Linked DNA regions of Homo sapiens: region 1 is linked to region 2. The links are chromatin contacts, found by Hi-C or POLR2A ChIA-PET in ENCODE. All regions are on one chromosome and are shown on one strand. Each heading gives the region's core, a stretch centred on a gene start or an enhancer-like site at or near the end of the contact. The rest is flanking DNA. Distances are from core to core; before and after follow the strand shown. Region 1 has its middle 160 kb from the start of TMTC3. Region 2 holds the start of KITLG (KIT ligand).

What was found. Hi-C counts contacts between places; a loop is a spot of excess contacts on that map. ChIA-PET counts read pairs that join two places held with the same protein, here RNA polymerase II (POLR2A). Pooled maps may share reads with other maps.
Region 1: a loop to region 2 is called in a map of PC-9, with 9 times the contacts of the local background. The contact joins the enhancer-like site here to the promoter of KITLG in region 2. A Hi-C loop is called at or near these places in 3 of 168 maps with a recorded cell type or tissue (Calu3, PC-9 and mammary epithelial cell) and 6 of 50 pooled maps. POLR2A ChIA-PET finds 5 or more read pairs at or near these places in 5 of 52 experiments (AG04449, AG04450, GM12878 and 2 more).

What each region holds. Positions count from the first base shown.
Region 1 is chr12:88,296,271-88,301,403 of GRCh38, forward strand. No RefSeq gene overlaps it. Among named protein-coding and RNA genes, the nearest start is that of TMTC3, 160 kb to the left of the region's middle. Within about 2 kb of position 2,526, at least 5 of the 41 ENCODE cell types and tissues checked have a DNase peak (open chromatin) inside an H3K27ac peak, as active enhancers do; they include GM12878, PC-9 and mammary epithelial cell, where a contact is called at or near this core.
Region 2 is chr12:88,577,482-88,582,708 of GRCh38, forward strand. KITLG (KIT ligand) reads right to left here and starts at 2,990. Exons shown (of 10, transcript NM_000899.5): 1 at 2,783-2,990. The coding sequence starts at 2,797. It overlaps LOC105369885 (a long non-coding RNA gene), which reads left to right and starts at 3,055. Exons shown (of 4, transcript NR_188177.1): 1 at 3,055-3,129; 2 at 4,516-4,657. It also overlaps the pseudogene RNU1-117P.

The DNA.
Region 1 (5,133 bases), core at 1,276-3,775, 280 kb before region 2:
CCATTGTACTACAGCCTGGGCAACAAGAGCCAAACTCCATCTCGAAAAAAAAAAAAAAATTTAATAATGTGAGAAAAAAGAACGCAAACTCTGATAACATAGGTGGGAGAAAAGAAATTGTTTATAAAATTACATATCAATATTTAAAATTTACATACATACATGTAAAATATACACATATATGTATGTATTTATTCCCTCATCTTTTTAGAGATTTGACAAAAATTGTACATATTTAAGATGTACAATGTAGTATTTTGATACAATGTATGGTGATTATCACAATCAAGATAATTAACATATCCATCAATTCATACAGTTACTATTGTGTATTTGTGTGTTTGTGTGTGTGTGTGTGTATGGTGAGAGCACTTAAAACCTACTCTCTTAGCAAATACCAAGTATATAATTCATTATTAAATACATTATTACATTATTATTATTAACTATAATCACCATGCTGTACAACTAATCTCATTTTATCTTATAATTAACAGTGCGTACCTTGACCTTGTTTGATTTGGGTCAAAGGGTACAAACACATTTTTTATAGAAAACATACCATAATTTTAGCCATGTTTATTATGAGTATTATTTCCTTCTTCACACTTTTCAATTTTTTCCAAATAATAAACATTAGAAAAACAATGAATATTATCGCAAAGCTAAATGACTATCTAAATCAGCATTCATTGGTTTCCTTTCTTGATTGCATACTGCTCCTCACACTGCAGGCATTCAGTGAATTTTGGTGAATTGTGAGGAATACTGGGGCCGTTGGCTTGTTGAGAACTTCTTAAAACTTTCAGCCATTCTATTCCTATAAATTCTCTGGTGAGTTGATTTGAAAATTTTTGACATACTTAATTTTTTTTTTCATATTTCCAAGATAGGGCACCAGAATATCATTGTTGGCTTTACCTATCTGTTCTTCCCCTTTAAATAAAAAACACTAAACTGCTTCCTGTCATCTGAGAGATGAAACTTCAGGATAACTAGTAGTGTAGACAGACAGACAGACTATCTGCCAATTTCTTTTTTTTTTTTTTTTTTTTTTTTTTTTGAGACAGAGTCTCACTCTGTCGTCCAGGCTGGAGTGCAGTGGCGCGATTTTGGCTCACTGCTACCTCCGCCTCCCGGGTTCAAGCAGTTCTCCTGCCTCAGCCTCCCGAGTAGCTGGAATTATAGGCGCGTGCCACCATACCCGGCTAATTTTTGTATTTTTAGTAGAGATGGGGTTTCACCATGTTGATCAGGCTGGTCTCAAACTCCTGCCTCATGATCCGCCTGCCTCGGACTTCCAAAGTGCTGGGATTACAGGCGTGAGCCACTGCGCCTGGTGACTATCTGCCAATTCTTAAGTAAAACATATCTTTTTGACTTTTACATATCCAAATGGGATATTTTGAGTTGGCCTTCCAGTGTCTGTTCATTTTCTTTTTCTATGTTTATTTCTCAGCTATACCACCCATCCCATACAGCTTTCATTTTGGGTATCCATATCAGAGTATAGATGCTCCTTGACTTATGTTGCGGTTATGTCCTGATAAACTCATTGCAAGTTGAAAATATATAAGATGAAAATGCATCGAATACACCTAACCTAGCAAACATCATAATTTAGCCTACCCTACCTTAAATGTGTTCAGAACACTTATATTGGCCTACATTTGGGCAAAATCATATAACATCAAGCCTATTTTCTAATAAAGTGTTGAATATCTCCTGTAATTTATTGAATAGTTCACTGAAAGTGAAAAACAGAATGGTTGTATAAGTATTGGAAGTCTAGTTTCTCCTGAATGTGTATTGCTTTTGAACCACCATAAAGTAAAAAAAAAAAAAATCATTTAATTCAGGGACTGTCTGTAGTTCATTAAGAAGGTTAATGTATCTAAATACAGTCTATCCAGGCTTATCTTCATGGGACTTGGTTATCTTTGTTTTTCATATGAAGAGGTATAATTGGCCAGTTTCCTGTAAAGCTGAAAAAGCCCAGTATCTCTTGAAATAAAATACTTTGCTTTTGTACAGTGTAAGTTGATTAAATTGTTGCCTTTTTTCCCTATGTATCTTTCTTATAAACTTGCTTTGTTAAAAATGTTAATTTTTTCACATTTTCCTTGTATTTTTCATTTTGAGTTTCTTTTACAAGGCTTCTCTTTATTGACAGTATATTTACTTAACTCTTTTTGTTGATCAGCACAAGTCATTTTGGGAAGCTGCCCATTATAGAGGGCAGCTAAGCACACTCTTCAAATTAATACAAAAATCTGTGGCCAAGTGAATATTTGATGTAAATGTGAAATTCTTCATGCTTGCCAATGAAAATCTGTCTTTTTAATCAAACTACTTTTCTTCTTGGTTAATAGAATCATAATAGTAAACTCCTTTCATTTTTTTTCTCAGTCTCCTCGATTTGAATGTTGTTACCTTATTATTCTTTATCTCATGATTTTCTTTTGTTTCTTAAATGTCAGAATATACCTGTAATTCCAGTTCCCTGGTGTGGCTGGCAGCCTCTAACAGAACTCTCAATGATTTCTGTTTCCTGGAGTTCCCCTCCTTTTGAGTGTGGGTTGAATTTAGTGACTCACTTCTAATGAATAGAATGTGGCAGAAGTAAGTGATGAGATGTCACTTACAAGATTAGGATAAAAAGACATTGTGGCTTCTGTCCTGGCACCCTCTTGCTCTCTCACTTGCTCACTCTAAGAAAAGCCAACTAGCATGGAGATTTTTTTCATAGCTTCCCTAAGAAGATAATCATTTAACAAGGGACAGGCGAGGCTTCTAGCCAACAGCCAGTAAAGAGCTGAGGTCATCAGTTCAATACCCCATGAGAAACTGAATCCTATCAACAACCATGTGAGGGAGCTAGGAAATATTTCCCCTCTCAGCTGAGCCTTCAAATGCGACCATAGTGTCAGTTGACACCATCGCTACAACCTCATGTAAGCGTACTTGCATTCCTGATCCACAGAGTGAGATAATAAATGGAATGAGATAATAAATGTGTGAGTTTTTTGAGACAATTCTGAAATAAAATATTATGAATCAATAGATAACTAAAACACTTTGCCACATATATTTTCTGATATTCATGTATAAGGGAAGTTTTACAAGTATATTACTATGATCATTTCACCTTACAAATGGGAAAGATTTGAAAATTACAAGATGTTGGAATGTAAGTTCAGAAGATACCATTTTGAGTAAAAGATATAGATATGATTGTGCATTGTCCAGCAAGTAATTGCTGAAAATTTCTAATTCCTAATGAAAACATTGAACCAACAAGATGTAGACTTCCTGCACCTAATGAGCTAAATATGGAAATGCATGAGTCAATGGGAAATCAGCTCTCACTTCTTATGAAGTAACCCTGAGAAATGTGAAGCAAAGAAAATATGATGGCTGTTTCTATCAACACGAGCTTAAAGAGGGTGGAAAGAACTCTAATACTGAAACCTAGTCATAGGTCAAGGCTGCAGAATTCGCCCCATTTCCATTTTGCTGATTCATATCAGTCAGATATGACTATGCCACTTGATTTTGTCATAGAGCAAACCCAACAGTGGTTAAGCCACGTTCCAAGAATAATTTAACACTATCTCCTTCTACCCCCACAAACACATGCACTGACCACGTGGTCATCCCCCTGCAGTAATATGTACTGGAGCAATGACTCAGCTCACAGTTCTACCCTATAGCTATGTTTGTGCCACTACCACCTCCTGCCTCAAAGAAACTCTTGCCAGGGTGATTTACCAAGGATAAAGATGTCTAATTTAAGTTGGACCAACCCAATTCTCTTTCTTGGAAATTTGAAACTAGAAGAGAGCCACATGGAGAATGAAGGTAATTGAAGCTAGGATAGCTAATATTGATACTTCAGAGAACATCCAAGAGCTTCTTTCTGATGCCAAAGACCCAGAACAGCCTTTGTCCCTAGCCTTTGTCAAAGTAGAATGATGGCTCCAAGCCTTTCACTTCTTAGTAATGTGTTGTCTTAGTAATCTAATCTTAGTAAGTGTTATCTTAGTAATCTAATCAATGTAACTTTCTTACATTAGAGTAATTTTTGGTTGTTTAACAGGTAGGCCAGACCTACTATTATTTATCCCCTACGTCCGTATCAAATAGGCTTCTGCTTGAAGATCTTGGCTGACACAAGACTCTAATTTAGTTTTCCCACACAGATAAGGTAATAAAATAAAGACAAATGAATTGATTTTATTGTTAAATGAGTCATGAATTTTGATGAGCTTGGATCTTGACAACAAGTATAGAATTTAAGATGTGGAAAAATATTCTTGGAAGGCAAGGTCATCAGATCCGGAGTCCATTCTAAATCCCAGTGGAACTCTGTGACTGCTTAATGCATAAGACACAGTTGGGTTCAGATCTTTATAATGTTCCACACTGACTTCCTGACTGTCTCAAGTAGCTATTTCACGGTCTCTTAAGAGGTAACCTGTATCACCAATTTTTTATTAAACCTGTGGATTTTGCATCAGAAAAGTTATTCTGATTAATTTGGGGCCATTTAGAAGAGCAAAACAGTATTTTAGTAAAATGTTACCTTCAACAAGTATGTTATTGTAATTTAGTCATTGGGAAGATTAATTCGTCTTCTTTAGAAAATATTGCAGCCTAACACAATGATTAAAAGCATGAGATTTAGTAATTTCAAACCTTAACTCTCCCAGAGTTTGGCTGCTCCTTCATTTTAGAGGGATTAGTTCAGGTCATCCTGGCAGGTTCCCATATCAGTGTTGTGCTCTTAGGTTCATAGTTTTGTTTTATGGATAAATATTTACTTATGTCTGTTTGGCTAACTTTGCTTTGTGGCTGAGCAGTTGTTTCTTACTAGTTGTGAAACTAGATTGGGTTAAATTAAAATGACATGGCCATTTCATTTCTCCTTCCACTTTTGCCATTATGTGGGAGGGGAAACAACTCCAGGCATTTATTCAACAAATATTTATTCAGCCTTTACTATGTACCAGAAACTGGGGATAAAGTTGTTAACAAAAACATTATGGTTCCTGACCTCACCGAGCTGATGGTCTAAGAAATCCAAAATGGTGACCCACATTACTCCTGAAACTCATTCAAATTGCAAAAGAT
Region 2 (5,227 bases), core at 1,740-4,239:
TTGCAAAATATGGTGCCTTGATTGTTATCCAATATGGTGTATCAGAATATTATGTTTAAAAAATAGTTACACATTGAAAGAGATGTTTTTTCTAAGCCCAAGCCACAAACACCTCTAGAAAACTGTAAAACCACACAATCTGAATAAAATAAAATCAAACAGAAATCTGAAAAATTCAAAAGACATTCATTTCTGTAGAACTGTGCTTAAATTTATTGCCTGTGTCATTATATTGGAAATACTGAAGTGTACCAACATGCTAAATGAATGAATCATTCATCAAACCCCAAGTGGTTGTTGATGGAATTTTCACACTTACTTAGCTTGACGGAAAGGCCAGAATACCTGGAGTCCCCATGATTCTTGGAGAGCTGTGTAATTCAAATCAAACCCCATTTTAAAATATTACTATAAATTTTTTTTATATGTGGGGTAGTAGGAGAGTACAGAACAAGTTGCTTTATAATAGAACCATGGTATTGATGCCATGTTTATAAATGACTATTTAAACTACTAAATATTAATAGATATTCTTCCCTGGTGAGGATAACATTAGAATCAGAACAATCGATCCTATTTCTTAATGTCCAATTTACATAGGCTACCTTCCATCCATGCAGCATTGCACAGAAAATGTCTTTGTAATTTTTGGATTAGAAAATTTAACAATATGAAAGATCTAATCCCCTCCTCCATTTCTGCAGATTATTTTATTGATTTTGGGCTATTTCCAGTGTCCCCTTTTTCAGTGACTGTGGAATCGCTAGAAGTATTCTTAAAAAAAACCTTGAAGGTCATTAGATCCTAGGCAATGAATGCCTTCATTCAACAAGGGTACTGCCCTCCTTTGCCTACAAGCCGTTTAACATCAGCAAGTTCCCCCAAAGGGCCTGCACTTTAACTTGTGTGATGTGTGACCGAACAGGTCACATATCTAAAATACTTAGCTTTCTCAAATTTCTCTGGTCGGCAGCACTGAGTCACTAATGCCACAGTCACAATGTTTCAGACTAGATTGACCTCTTTCTAGTTTTCAATGGAATTATTCCATGTAATCCGATTTACACAGCCATTTAATCAAAGCGAGAAAGGAGATTACAGAGCTCACATTTGTTTTGCAAAGCAAGGGTGCAAGGATAATCAATCCTACTGCCTCTCAAAGTGACTTGATAGTACATCCCCTGGCTTTGGAGTGTTGGACATTAACCTTATCTGTCTCCTGTGTTCTTGTTTAAATAGGAAGGTTTAGGCTCTTTTCCTGAACTAGAAGGTAGCAGCTTCTTCCCCCAGATCTCACCACCATCCATGGGAGCAGATGCTACTATAAGAAGGAATAGGTCTCTACCCTTCTTATAATTTCGCAGAAAGCTTGTCTAAATCAAGAGATTACAATAAAACTTTTCTTTTGTTGCAAGAATCTTTAACATTTGCATTTCGACAGCACGCTGTGGTGATTCCAGGTGCGGTGCTCAATGCCTTGCCTGAAAGCTAACCTGCTTGTAAGAGAGGGGAGAGGCACATCGCGTCTTTTCTCTTAGAGAGTGCTCTAGAGACTATGCAAGCCTCTTTTAGCCAGGCAATGTCCCTTTCCCCTGCCTTTTACCACACCGGTACAAGGGGCTAGAGTCTTGCAACTTTTTGCAGGCCTAGATATCTGTTTAAAATATGATGCTAAGCAGGTCATTTGATAAAGCATTTTGAGCACATTGATGCCTTCATTCTACACCAACGATGTGTACAAACACCCCGGTTTCCTTTTTCCCCACCACTTCCACCCCTTCCACACATTTCAGGAACTGCAATCTCCAACAGAACCTCTGGGGGGTGAAAGGGCAACCCTTAGCCAACCGCGGCAGATAACACATAACAATTTCTAAGGGGGAAAGTGAGAGGAGGTAACAATCAACAATGGTGAAGAGAACTGTGGATAGGGGCACCGTGGCGGCCCTTTCTAAACGAAGAACCAGGTATTTTCTTCAAGGGAAAAAAAAATCTAATTGTCCCCCCAGGCAGCGCTTTACCCACAGTGCTTTATGTATAATGCAGAATTTAGCAGCACTGGGAATTATCTCAATCACTATCATTCAGAGGTGCCTATTTTATAAAAAGCCTTTATCCCTTTTGAAATGGAAAAAGGTGCGTGCATTGTGGAGGTACTAGAGCTCTTTAGAGCCCACACAGAGCTGCAAACTAGGCAGACACCGCCGAGAGCCAAGTTTCCCGGGCAGGCGGGCAGGTTCCCGCCCCGCCGAGAGCTGCCGCTTAGGAGTTCCGCGTTGGCTTCGCTCCCGCGGCTGCACCCGCGTTCGCGCCGCTCCTGGTGCCCGGCGCCCACCTCGGGGCTACACAAATAAATCTGAGTGAGAGAGCTAGTGAGGGTGGCGCGTGGGGTGCTGTTTCATAATCTCCTGGAATCCACGGGAAAACCGTCTCCTATGCAAAGACATGCCTTCCCGTGATAACTTAACATTCCATGGCCCAAAAGCCAATCTTTCCACCAGACGGGAATTACGGTTTCCGACTGACAGCTCAAAACTTAACTGCTGAGGCTCCAAACTTGACACTGGCTCCCTCTCAGCACTCCCACTCCTTTTCTCCCTGGCTCACCCGGCTCGGCTCGGGATCACACACCACGCCGGCCTCCCCCGCATCCTCTTGTCTCACCCGGCAGGCACAGCCCTGCACGCCCCAGCTGCAAGTCCCAGGGAGCGCCGGCTTCCCCGGGGCACCGGGCGCGATTTTTCCTGGAGAGCCTGGGAGCTCCCGGGCGCGCCCTACTCACTTGTGTCTTCTTCATAAGGAAAGGCAGCGCTGCGATCCAGCACAAACAGTGGTGTGGCGACTCCGTTTAGCTGTTCTGGAGCTCCAGCATATTGCACGAACAGCGGCGGCAGATAGTCCACGCATTGGGTAGCCCGAGCGCAGCGCCCTCTCCACTGTCCCTGCTTCCCGCAGCGCTTCTAGTCTCGGCGCGAGGCGGCGAGCGAAGCCCGGCTGCTGAGCCGCCGGCGCTTTTATACAGTTCCCGCCCGCCTGCTCCGGACACGCCTCCTTCCCTTCCGGAGCCCGGGGTAGGCGAGAAGCAGGCAAGGGCGCGGAGGGAAGAATCGGGAGGGCGGCCAGAGCACGGTAAATGCCCCAGAAGTTTGGCAGATTAGGCCAACCTTGTCCGCTCGCCTGGGGGCCCCGGACCTGCACTGGCGGGAGACCGCGAAGGCGCGGGGACGCAGAGGGCGAAGCTTGGTACCCTGCAGCTACTGCTCGCGAGGAGTCCCAGCTTACCCTCCCGGATCCGCTGGGGCTCACCTGGCACCCCCGGGGACAGACGAAATACCTCGCGCGCCAGAGAGGGCTCGGAGCTCCCTCTGTTATACAAAGTCGGAGAGGGAGAGGAGTCCGGGAGGTTCGGAGCAAAGAATTCACCCTGCCTGCCTTAGAGAAATAAAGTTTAATTGCGATCTGTAGTTAGGCCATTGTCCTATCACCTCTATTTTTTAAAAAAAACAATTACTTTAGTGAATGAATATTTAATAATTACAAGAATTGTTGACTCAAGGTTAAGTATTGCAAGGGGAGACGCTTCATTTGGAATGGTTTGTTACTGTGTCTTTAGAAATTAAGATTGAAAGAGAAGCGATAGATTATTAAACTACAGGTCGCCAACACAGCAAGGCTTTGAAAGTTGTACTTTTTTGAACGGAAAGATAATGCAACCACAATAATAATAGCTAACATCATTATGTGATGCACTTATTCATGTGCCAGGTGCCAGACTAAGAACTTCGCATAGATTATCTCATTAAATTCTTTCATCAAATCTATTAGTGTAGATCTTATTATTTTATTCCCATTTTATGGACGATGAAATACAAGGTTAATTTTCTTGACCAACCATATCTAGTAAATGGCAGAGCTCTAATTTAAACCTGGAGCTCCAGCTGTACAGTCTTAAAAAATACTTCAAATATTTTATTGATTCTCCAGAATGTGTCTGTTTTTGTTTGTATAACTGGAGAACATTCCAAAGCATTTCATTAATTTTTTAAAAGAAAATATTAGCTGAACATTAACATCAGTGATCTTTAAAAGAAAGAATAATGTATGAGTTTAGGAATTAGTTATTTTAATAATAGAGTAGGAGTCCAAATTTGCTTTAATTAGTTCCGGTGCGTTTGTTAAACATGAATATGCCAAACCTGTAATCAGGGCGAAGCTTGTTTATTTCACTCCAGATGTGCTGACTTCTGTGATTTCCCCAAATGTGGGAAACTCGACTGCATAATTTAGTGGGGGACTGCGTTCTCACTTTCTCATGTTAGAAAAAATATGTATAGACAGCACATCAATCATGATTCCAAGTTGATAGTTGCTTAGAAAGATTTTTATACATTAGGTACTCTTAGTACAAATATATCGAACATCAAATATCAAAATGAGCTTAATTTGGATACTGGAGGCATAGCAAATGATTGTTTTTTTTTTCTTCAAGATTTATTTTTATTTTTTATTTTTTAGATGGAATCTCGCTCTGTCTCCCAGGCTGAAGTGCAATGACGCAATCTCGGCTCAATGCAGCCTCCGCCTCCCAGGTTTAAGCGATTATCCCGCCTCAGTCTCACAAGTAGCTGGGATTACAGGTGCCCACCACCACGCCCAGGTATTTTTGTTGTTGTTGTTGTTGTTTTAGTAGAGACGGGGTTTCACCATTTTGGCCAGGCTGGTCTCGAACTCCTGACCTCAGGTGATCCGCCTGCCTCAGCCTTCCAAAGTGCTGGGATTACAGGCGTGAGCCACTGCACCCGGCCCCTTTAAGGCTTTTTTGAAGTGGAGAATTTTATTTTTTTTCTCCAGCTTTATTAAGTTATATTTGACAAAAATAGTATCTATTTACCACGTACAATGTGATGTTCTGCTTATGTATACATTGTGAAATTATTAAATCAGGCTAAATAGTATATCCATCACCTCACATACTCATCATTTTTGGGAGCTGAGAGTATTTAACATCTACTCTTTGTAGTTTTGGAGTACCTCAGTATATTCAGGGGATTGATTCCTAGACCTTTCAGGTATACCAAAATCTACATATATTCAAGTCCCACAGTCAACCCTGCAGAACGTGCAGACACAAAAGTCAGCCCTGCTTATACATGGGTTTTACATCTCTAGAACACTGTATTTTCCATCTGAGTTTGAAAAAAAAATTGCATATAAGTAGACCCATACA